2 separate regions of the Homo sapiens genome follow, and region 2 is linked to region 1. Evidence: read pairs that join two places in POLR2A ChIA-PET (ENCODE). Cell type or tissue: IMR-90. All regions are shown on one strand. Each heading gives the region's core, and the rest is flanking DNA. Links, peaks and the distances in the headings are about the cores only.

Evidence for each region. Peaks named below come from ENCODE experiments on the same cell type or tissue, not always from the same donor. Only the 100,000 strongest peaks of a DNase experiment are listed, where the experiment ranks them.
Region 2: POLR2A ChIA-PET joins it to region 1 with 8 read pairs; 1 of 35 experiments calls an interaction of 5 or more read pairs at or near these places.

What each region holds. Positions count from the first base shown.
Region 1 is chr5:38,549,069-38,551,568 of GRCh38, reverse strand. The region is part of intron 1 of LIFR (LIF receptor subunit alpha); the gene reads left to right. Among named protein-coding and RNA genes, the nearest start is that of LIFR, 6.3 kb to the left of the region's middle. In IMR-90, for the core only: no CTCF peak of the experiment used is centred there; a DNase peak (open chromatin) is centred at 1,498.
Region 2 is chr5:38,824,113-38,832,333 of GRCh38, reverse strand. All of the region lies in intron 1 of OSMR-DT (OSMR divergent transcript), which reads left to right. Among named protein-coding and RNA genes, the nearest start is that of OSMR-DT, 18 kb to the left of the region's middle. RefSeq lists an enhancer at 1,189-2,388. In IMR-90, for the core only: no CTCF peak of the experiment used is centred there; a DNase peak (open chromatin) is centred at 4,643.

The DNA of each region.
Region 1 (2,500 bases), core at 1-2,500:
TTGGAATACTGAGGCCTCTTGCAATACCTTCTTTTAACTTCTCCCCAAAGTGGGCTTCTCCAAAGACACCTTGAATCCGAGGACTGTTGAATTGTGGAACATCTGGTGGAAAATAGCAAGAGGTGACAGAAATGCTAATGGGGCAGTGAGATGTAGACTTCAGGCAGAATTGTTGTACCTGTCGAGTTGGAGGTAAGGTGAGTGGGAGAGAGATGAGAATCGCCACCAGGACTTTAGGCTGCAGCCCCTGAGGACACCCGAGTGCCACAGTAAGCACTAAGGCGCCTGCTGCATGGGGACAGGATGCCAACTGTTTCCATGCAACGGGCCTGGAGACCCATAGCCCTGCCATGCTTCATGCCTTAGTGTTTATAATGCAGTACAAAGGTGAAGGAGGCAAGACCATTGCAAAAACATCTCCATAGAAACAGTTAAAGTTAGGAGCATACATTTTCTTCTTGCTGGAACTTCATCATGACTACATTTATTCCTTGAAGTTGCCTGGATCACCACAATTTTACTGTAAATGTAAAATTGTTCTTTTGGGAGAGTCTGATTTTGTGGAAAAACTATTTAGAGCTTAAAATGCATAGCTCTTATGAATAATAGAAAATTAAGCACTTAAACAAAAATCAAGTAAAGTAGATAACTTGATTGAAAGCTGGAAGGCCCTTCAGATCCATCTGGTCAGCTTCTTAAGATAAAGAAACTTAGACCCAGAGGTGGTGTTATAATTTGCCGAAGAATCCAGGAGTCCTGATTGGCAGTGTAACCATGATCTTCGGACTCTTTAAGTGCAGGGTTCTCAACTCCTCTCTAGAACCAACAGCTCCTCAAGGGCAGGAACTTTTGCGAGATTTACCACCGTGTCCCTAGCATTAGAACAGTGCCTAGTCTATAGTAGACGTTCACATATTTGTTGAATAAGTGATTATCTAAAGGAATTTTAAGAACTTCAGATTGCCATGTTAGCTATAAGACAGTACTTATACAATCTGAAAGAATATACAGTTTTATGAGTTTCTTGTTAGAAAAATAGAGCATGTTGCTATTAAAACCCAAACTCTTAAGCCAGACAGGCAAACGAAGGTGCAGTGTTTTACATCTTAGCTTGGTACCTTTCAAAGTCTGTTATCACTGGATTTTCTAAAGCCATTCTGTTAAGTTCAGCCTACTGGTATCTGGTATCATTAAGTTTTATATTTTGTATTTGAAAACAGATGCTTTAAAATCTAGCATTTATTGTTTGAATTTTTCCCTGTTTTTTTTTCAGTTGTGCTTTATCAATAGCTCAGCTATTTTAAAAATTTATGGCCATATGGGGATATGATTGTTTAAAACCAAATCTAATCAACTGGAGGATTTTGGAAATTGTCACTTTCAAATGCTGTTGGTGGGTGTTTCAATTGTTATAACTTTACAGGAGGGCAATTTTGTATTACTCATCAGAAGCCTCAAAAATGTGCCCCGTCCCTTAGTCAGGCATGTTCACCGCTAGCAATGTAAACAAAGGAGAAACGATAAAGTATGTGTACAGTGACCAGTCTTTAGCAGTGGTTATAGTGCATTTGTGCACCATACTCCTGTCGATACCTTTCTCCTCGCAGTGATTCTTAAGAAGCCTACTTACTGGGATGTACCAAAATCTGGAGGGAGGTCCTCTGAAATTTGGAAAAAACTCACTTCCAGATTCTAGTGACCACCACAAAAAAAATACATTTAAAAAAACCCTCCTCTAATTTGCAAAAATAATTTTTGTAAGTTTTTTTTTGTGTGTGGAAACGGAGTCTCGCTGTGTTGCCCTGGCTGGCGTGCAGTGGCGCAGTCTCAGCTCACTGCAAGCTCCGCCTCCTGGGTTCACACCATTCTCCTGCCTCAGCCTCCCAAGTAGCTGGGATTATGGGCACCCGCTACCACGCCCGGCTAATTTTTTGTATTTTTAGTAGAGATGCGTTTCACCGTGTTAGCCAGGATGGTCTCGATCTCCTGACCTCGTGATCCGCCTGCCTCGGCCTCCCAAAGTGCTGGGATTACAGGCGTTAGCCACTGTAACCAGCCTGTAAGTTTGTTTATAATAGTTATAAACTAGAAACACCTTAAATGCTCAATAATAGGGGGACTCATTAAATGAATTGTGGTGCATACATGTGATAGAATACCCTTTCTTTAACAGTGATGTAGGGGAATATTTATAGATGTGGAAAGATACTCAATATTTGTAAACTGAAAAAGCAGATTGTAAAACATATGGGTACGTTGATCCTTGTTTTTGCTTATGGAGTGTGTGTGTGTGTGTGTGTGTGTGTGTGTGTGTGTACAATTTTCTACATATTATGTAGTAAAATGCCAGGAAGACTATAGGCCGAATGTTAGGTGATACTGTCTTTCATGTGTGGAAATTACAATTGACTGTTATTCTTTTTACTTTCCTGGATTTCCCACACATAAAGCATGCCGTGTGGTGAAGAGTCTTGGATCAGATCCCATTTCCCATTTGCTA
Region 2 (8,221 bases), core at 3,529-6,028, 280 kb before region 1:
CACTCAGCAGAGATAATGTGGGTGATGTGAGCAAGGCCTGTGCTGTCCTGCTGTTCAGCTCCCTAACCTAAGCCTACTCTCAACCCCTCAACCAGCCTAGAAAAGGTCCAAAGCAGGAGAGAGAGAGAGAGAGAGAGAGAGAGAGGAGAGAGAGAAGGAGAGAGGAGAGAGAGAGACAGAGAGACGGAGAGAGACAGAGAGACAGAGAGAGAGACAGAGAGGAGAGAGAGGAGAGAGAGAGGAGAGAGAGAAGGAGAGAGGAGAGAGAGAGAGAGAGAGAGAGAGAGCCCCCCTATAGAGCCCTCTAGTGGCTGCTTTTTAGAGAACTGGCCACTTGAGGAATTTGCTTCACGTCTTCCCACCACGGTGCAAAAGGCAAGACTGACATCAGAGGACTTTGATGCTTGGCTACCTGATCCTACCACCACCACCTGAGACTGGCCAGGCACAGCCCTCTAGCTTGACTTTGCCTAAGATGAGCTCTGGGCATTCCCAGAGTGGTACAACTGAAAATTCCTTCCCTGCTAGTTAAAGAAAAAATTGTTCATGGATAATTAATAAAGCCTGTTAAGAAAGACTTTATTCGGACCATCCCATAGGTATAGGGACCACAGCAATGGGATTGCAACTCCAAATACAGCATGGGCAAGTAGAAATGTATAGCCAAGGAGCAGGGTGGTGGTCAGTGGATGGAAAAGTGCTAAGGGAAACCTGAGGAGTAAGGGGGATTCTGTGTAAGGCAACCTCACAAGACTCTTGCTGAAGACAGGCCAGGGTGATAAGACATCACCTGGGAGATGGTGAATGATAAAGAACCTGATCAGATATTGAGGGTGGGTGGGGTAGGGGGTGGTCTTGCTAAACTGACTTAACAGAGTTCTTGCTAAAACTAGATTTTACGAGGAAATACACATATGAGCCTACGAGAGGGTTCAGGACTCTGACTAAAGTTTGGCCAAGCGAAGGATTTTTGTCACGGTGCCCCAATGCATACAGACAAGGAATCTGGCAAAATCCCCAAAGATGTTATCTTATGTGGAATCCCCTGGAAGCACAGGGACACACTGGTAAGGCAATTCCCTGGAGCAACTTAGGTTTCCAATTGCTTCCTTGAAAATATGCAAACTAACTTTTTTAATGACCTCGAGTTATACAAGGTTGAGCAAGTAAGGAAAACATTATATAGGTAGGAAAGAATGGGGGGTGGGATAGGGACACAAAGGAACGTTTAGGTTTGTAAAGTGCTTATTGCGTGCCAGGGATCAGGGCTGCTACCTATACTGGTGCAATGTGCTGGCCCACCCACAAGCTCTAAGGCACCTCTGCACACATTAGAGAAAAGTAGGTGCAGGGTTTAGCAGAAAGACAGAGATTTCGTGTGAAGCCAAACATGCCCTATTCTTGGGTATATGCAGCTGCATGTCGAGACACACAACTTGGCAAGAAAAGGGGACTTGAATGTGGTTCCTGCTCACCTCCGCCCTGCTGGCCAAGGACCTTGGTGGAGTGCACCAACCCCCAGCTATATCAGCAACCTCCAGTTTTGCCAATGCCAAAGGCCCCCAACCAAGAAAAATAGTGAGAGCTAAAATCTAGCCCTTGCTTTGCTGGCCCTGAGCCCTGTGTCAATCTGGAGGGGTCACCCTTGTGTAATAAGCACAAAGTTACCTTTGTGCCAGTGGCCCTGACTGTATGTTGTGTCATCCTCTAATTCCCCTGTGAGGTAGTCAGAGTGGATTTACTGTGAAGCTAATGACACAGACTTTTCCATAGACCCAGAGAGAGGCTCAAGGATTGGTTTACATGGTCATGTTTTGTCCTAACATTTGCAAAAGCAGGATAATTTAACTGTATAATTATAATAATGTAAACTTGCATAAAATTTCACCTAAAAATATTGCCATAGCAACTTTTGAAGACAAGTACAATTATTACCCCATTTTATAACTGAGACAGAGAAAAGCTCAGTAGCATTGCTGTTGAGTGGTAGGTAGAGCTTGAATTTGTTGCAAGCTGGCTGACTCCAAGGCCAAAAGATCATGGGGAATATGTATATTGTTTCCAAGAAGACAAAGTTTCCAAGAGCATCCTACAAGGTGCTGTTCATTCTTGCCCCAAATTCTCCAGATGTCATGAGATATAGAAGAGAAACATCTTTCGATGTTGTTCTAGTCAGAGGAGACTTCTAATAGGCAGAGAACAAGTTATGGAAGCTGTTCCTGAAAGATGCAGTTGTCATTGTGGAACCAGTCTTGGATATTGTGTGGCAGCTGGACCACACAGCCATTGTTATAAAGGAGAGCAATATGCCTTGTGACCCTTGTATTATTTAGGGTATAGTCTTTCAGGGAGAAACAACTTTTCCTCTGTCCTCTTAGGTTCAGTATCTGGGGGCCTGTGAATTAAACTAACAAAAGATAGATTAATGAGAGAAAAAGCGTGCAATTTTTGCTAATATTTATATGCACAAGAGTTCACAGAAAAGAAGTGAAACTCAAAGAAGTAGTTAGACTTCTAGTTTACATATAATTTTAATAAAGGAAAATTTGAACTTCAAGGGATGATAAATCATGGGGAAGTAACTAGGAAATATATGGGGGAAACTAACAGAAGATAAAGGTTCTTTTCCTAAGGTCTGTTATGCAGATTTATCTTGGTGCCAACTCTCCATCTCTGGTGATATAAGTTGCTCTCCTTTTCCTGATACAGGAGATAGACACCATAACAAAGGGAAACTCATGCCCAACTTCTAGGCAGATAAAGGGAGGGTGGAGAACTCTTCTACATCTGTTGATTTTCAGTTGCCTTTGGGTCAAAATAAACCTTACGTTAAAGTGGCATATTTTGGGGTAGCGTATCCTGATCCCCTTCAAGTAAAGAAAAAAAAAAAAACAACAACACTGTGGCTTACCTAAAATCTAAATTTATCTCCCTCCCATTTAACAGTCCAGAATAAGTGGCCTGGGTCGGTAGGACAGCTTTATCATGCTCAATATATGGCTCCCAAGATTTCTTCAGCCAGCCATCACCTAAGGCACAAGTGAGAGTCCCTTTGGTTCAGACAGAATCACATGGTCACATCTAGCTGCTTAAGAAGACAAGAAATTAGTCTCTAGCTGGGCTCGTGTAAAACTTGGGGATTCTTTTACCAAAAAAAATAGAAGGGAAGATGGATATTGGGAGATTATTGGCAGTATCTACCAAAGTCATGAAGCCAACAATGGTTTGACTTAGGGAACTCTGGGGGTTGAGGACTGTGAGTATGATGTAAAAATTAATGTGAATTTTAGGACAAAGAAGATGAATAAGAGAGACAGCTTTCCCTGGGGGTAATGGGATACAGGTTGCACGAGGCAAAAAGAAAAGTGGAGCACAGAGACAGCCACTTCAGGGAACTTTCCTGTGCTGTGGGTGAGGATAATTCCACAACAAGAAGATACAAAGAAAATCTGAGAGTCACTTCTGTTCACTCACAAGATGATTTGCGAGACCCAAGAAGAAGACCTGTTAGCTTAGAGAACAGGGAGAGGATTTTTTTTTTTTTAATGACACAAAGGAGAAAGATTGAAACTTTTCTAGTCTATCCACGGCAGAGTTTATCAATCCTTTACTGAGGAACGATTCACTATCACACAAGGTCTCATGGATGGTAACCACATCCTTCCTCTTCCTTCCTCAACCAACCTCTGTAAAGAGTATTCTAGGACTCATTGTCTCTACCTTCTCATCTTTCTACCAATGAAGCAGCTCCTGTTTTGGTGTTGAGGGACATTGTTATTGCCCAATTCAGCAGTACTTTACATTCTTACATGGTGTTTCTCTGCGTCACCTATTTTAAATAATTAACCATTTCCTTCTTCCTCATATTATTTCTTGTCATGATTTCTATGACATCAGTTTCTCCTAATTCTCTCCAGCTTCATCTTCTCATTCTCCTCCCTAAACTGCTTGTCTACTTACATCGTGGTTTGTTAGAAAGAGTAGATTGGCTCACTCAAGTTGATCTTAACCTCCTCCTGAGTTTCAGGGGCTGGAAAGCTAAAAAGCTACATATCCTAAACTCCTTTGTTTCTTGAGTTCCAGACATATTTTAGATTCTGCCAATCAGATGGACTCATATAGTATGGAGACCTGAAAAGAGGCGGGTGGATGCAAGGAAGCTATTTTGGGGAAGAATCTGATAAAGGCATTTATTAGATTTTCAATAAAATCCATGTCTTAGTCCATTTTGGCTGCCTAAACAACAAATGTTTATTTCTTACAGTTCTGGAGGCTGAGGAGTCTGAGATCAAGCTATCAGTAGATTTGGTGTCTGGTGAAAGCCTACATCCTGGTTTATAGATGGCCATCTATGGCCATCATGTTATGTCTTCACATGCAGGAGGGATGGAGGGAGCTCTCTCTCTAATAAGGGCACTAATCCCATCCAGGAGAGTTCCCCTCTCATGACCTAATTGCCTCTCGAAGACCCCACCCCCTAATCCTATCATCTTGGGGGCTAGGATTTCAACAGATGAATTTGGTGGGGGGAACACAAACATTTACTCCACCACAGTCTATAAACCACAAGCCATAAACAGTCTATAAGCCATAAACAGGGTGAGTCACTGCTTTATGCCTTCTTTCTAGGAAATGCATCTGCTCTCACGTTTCCATTTCCTGTGTGCGCAGATGATTTCTATGTTAGTCAGCTATTAACGCAAAAATGCTGCATAACAAACCACCTATCTTAGTCTGTTCTGTGCTGCCATAACAGAATTACTGGAGACTAGGTAATTTATAAAAAACCAGAAATTTATTTTTCACAGTTCTGGAGGCTGGGATATCCAAGATCAAGTCACCTTCAGGTTTGGTCTCTGGTTTTAAGATGATGCCTTCCTATGTCCTCACAGGACTGAAGAGCAGAAGAGAGAGACAGCCCATTCCCACAAGCTCTTTTCATGGTGGCATTAATCTGTTCATGAGGGTGGAGCTCTCATGACCTAAACAGCTCCCCAAGGGCCCCCACTTCCCAACATGGTGGCATTGAGGTTGAGTTTCCAACATGTAAATCTTAGAGAGGACAAAAAATATTCAAACCATGGCACCACTGCCAAATTCATAGGCTTGCAACAAGCCTTTATAGTTTTTTACTCATAGGTTTATGGGTCATTTGGGGCAGCTCTGCTTCAGGCTGCAGGTCACCTGGGCTTTCTTTGGGCTTCAGATTGGGTTCTGATCTCCCCATTGCCCTTGATTGACAGTTACTCATGACATGTTCTACCCATGACATGTTCATCCCATGACAGATCAAAGAAGCTTAGGAGAGAAGCCATGTCACACAGCACATTGAAAGCTTCTGCTCTTATGTCTGCTTCTGTTTTGTTGAACAAAGTAAGATACCTGGCCAAGCTCAAAGTCAATGGAATAGGAAAGTATAATTGTCCTCCAGGGGAAGAAGGAAGGGAATTAATATTTTGTAAAAAGTTGACCAGATCAGCTGGGCGCGGTGGCTCATGCCTGTAATCCCAGCACTTTGGGAGGCTGAGGAGGGCAAATCATGAGGTAAGGAGATCGAGACCATCCTGGCCAACATGGTGAAACCCCGTCTATTCTAAAACTACAAAAATTAGCTGAGCATTGTGGCTGCGTGCCTGTAATCCCAGCTACTCAGTAGGCTGAGGCAGGAGAATCGCTTGAACCAGAGTGTCAGAGGTTGCAGTGAGCCAAGATCGTGCCACTGCACTCCAGCCTGGCAACAGAGCAAGACTCTGTCTCAAAAAAAAAAAAAAAAAAAAAAAAAAAAAGATGACCAGATCTATTCCAACTTCCAATAGAAATCTCAAGCTGAGAATATTTTTCTTGGGCTCCAGATCCTGCCTGTGAGACATCATCCCTGTGTTCATGTTGTTTCTAAGGCTGTCTTCAGAGATGACTGTGACCTACCCACAGCAGGTGGGGGTGGATATTAATAACTGCCAATTCACAGAATAAAGCAGGAAATCTCTTTCAGGAGATTGACTTGGCTCCTGCAGAGAAAAGACATACTAGAGAGGCTGGGCACTCGTGTGTATACAACTAAAAGTTCCTTTAAATATAGATGGAAATTTATCATTTAAAGCCTTTGATGATCTAGTCCCTTTCTAATTTTTCAGTTTTTATCTTTCACGGTTTTCTCTTTTGAAACTTCTGCTTTACTCAAACTACAACAAACAAAAACAAACATCATTTAAAATAAAAGAAAGAAAGGTCTTGTTTGAATACCGACATTTCCCGGCATGGGAGGATAAATTCAATTTCGTTTGCCATTTAAAAAGATATAAAATTGACACACAGCCTGAAATAACTTTTATTATATTACCAGGTTTTCAATCATCCAAATTAAATGTGAAAGTACCATTTTGTTGAATTTTTCATCTGAAAACACGTTTGATTTTGAGCATTTTTTTTTCAAAGTGAAGATGAATAAGGACTTTCAGAAGCCTCCCACCAACCTTGAACCCTGGCTTCTGCTGAAGTCTATAATTGCTTCAGACAAAAACAGGAAACCTTTGAAATAAGCTGTTTTTAAATAAAGTATTTTAAAAATTGATGTGTTCCTTCTTACACAATACTTCTCCCAAATTGGTCTTACCACTTAAGCTGAGTTAGGAAAACATATGACTCAGAGATGAGAGTATATATATATATATATACACTGCACCTAACATATAACTGAGACTCCTGGGAGAAGCCACATCTTAGAACTTACTGTGAGCAGAGGATAAAGATGGGTAGGTTGAAATCCCCTTAGTTTCTGCCCGAGTTTGATTTATTTATTTTTTTCCAAGGGATTTATTGTGCTGCCCACCAGAGAGATGAATTTTATCTCTGAATTTTATCAGTCCTCTCAAAATGGTGACAATCAATACCACCACAATTCCAACTTCTTATCTCGGGAGTCTAATTGTATTTTTCAAAAACTTTTTATTATGGAAAATTTCAAACATATGCAAAAGTAATGAAAAATATTATAAGGAACCTCATGTGGTTATCACCCTGCTTAAAGAATTATTTAGTCCCAGCCAATCTTATGCCATCTAAATTCTGACCCACTTTCCTTCATTCCACTGGGTAATTTGAAAGCAAATCTGAAACATCCTGTCATTTCATCTGTAAATAGTTCAGTTTGCGTCTCTAAAAGTTCATCATTACTTCACAAAATTCAACATCATTTTCAGGATGAATATTATATTGTAAATAAACATAGTGTATAAATTGCTGTTAAAGAGAAAATTCAGTTGTTTCTTGATTAGACACAATTTACAACTGAAATCACCAGGATGAATCATCCTCAATGGATGTCAGAACGTGTAAACCACAGAGGCATTAATTTATCAAACTTGGCACGAAACATATCACTTCAATTGCCCACTTTAATTGGAATATTTTTATTGTATTTATTTTAAATAAATTCAAAAAGAGTTTTTCACATTCTGCTTAGCCGCCAGTTTTTTTAAATTCTTCCCGTGACAGATCTTGAGTGATTTTCTAGGGAAGTAACTATCTTTGCAAAATTATATTTTTCCCCAATATCTATTAATAATCATGGCTTTTGAACTTTAAACTTTACATTTTCCTTCAAATCAGCTTCTTTTTCCTACTTGTATCGTAACATACACTGTCACAGTTTGCCTACCCAGTTATCAAAGTTTAAGAGGTATTAGCCTTCTATCATTGCCTCCCCACCAGGTTTCAAGTGCTTAAATTCCAACACATTTAATACTGTTATCATCAGCATTTCCCAAGTGGCTTATTGAAAATAAGGTGGTGGTGGTGGTGGTGGTGGTGGTGGTGGTGGTGGTGGTGCTGGTGCTGGTGCTGGTGGTGCTGGTGCTGGTGGTGGTGGTGGTGGTGGTGGCGGTGGTGGTAGTGGTGGTGGCCTGTGTGTACTGAGGGAAGTTTAGGGATGATAAAGACAACTCTCATTTTAGCCCTAAGCATTGGTGGTTCGCCTACTAGTTTAAAAAATTCATTATCACTACGAATTTTCACTGCCATATGATACTTCTTTCTTGTTTTCCTACAAAATTACTTGTCCTGTGTTTTTGGTTCTTTTTCTTTTTTTGAGACAGAGTCTCACTCTCTCGCCCAGACTAGACTGCAGTGGCGCAATCTCAACTCACTGCAACCTCCACCTCCTGGGCTCAAGCAATGTTCATGCCTCAGCTTCCCGAATAGCTGGGATTACAGGCATGCACCA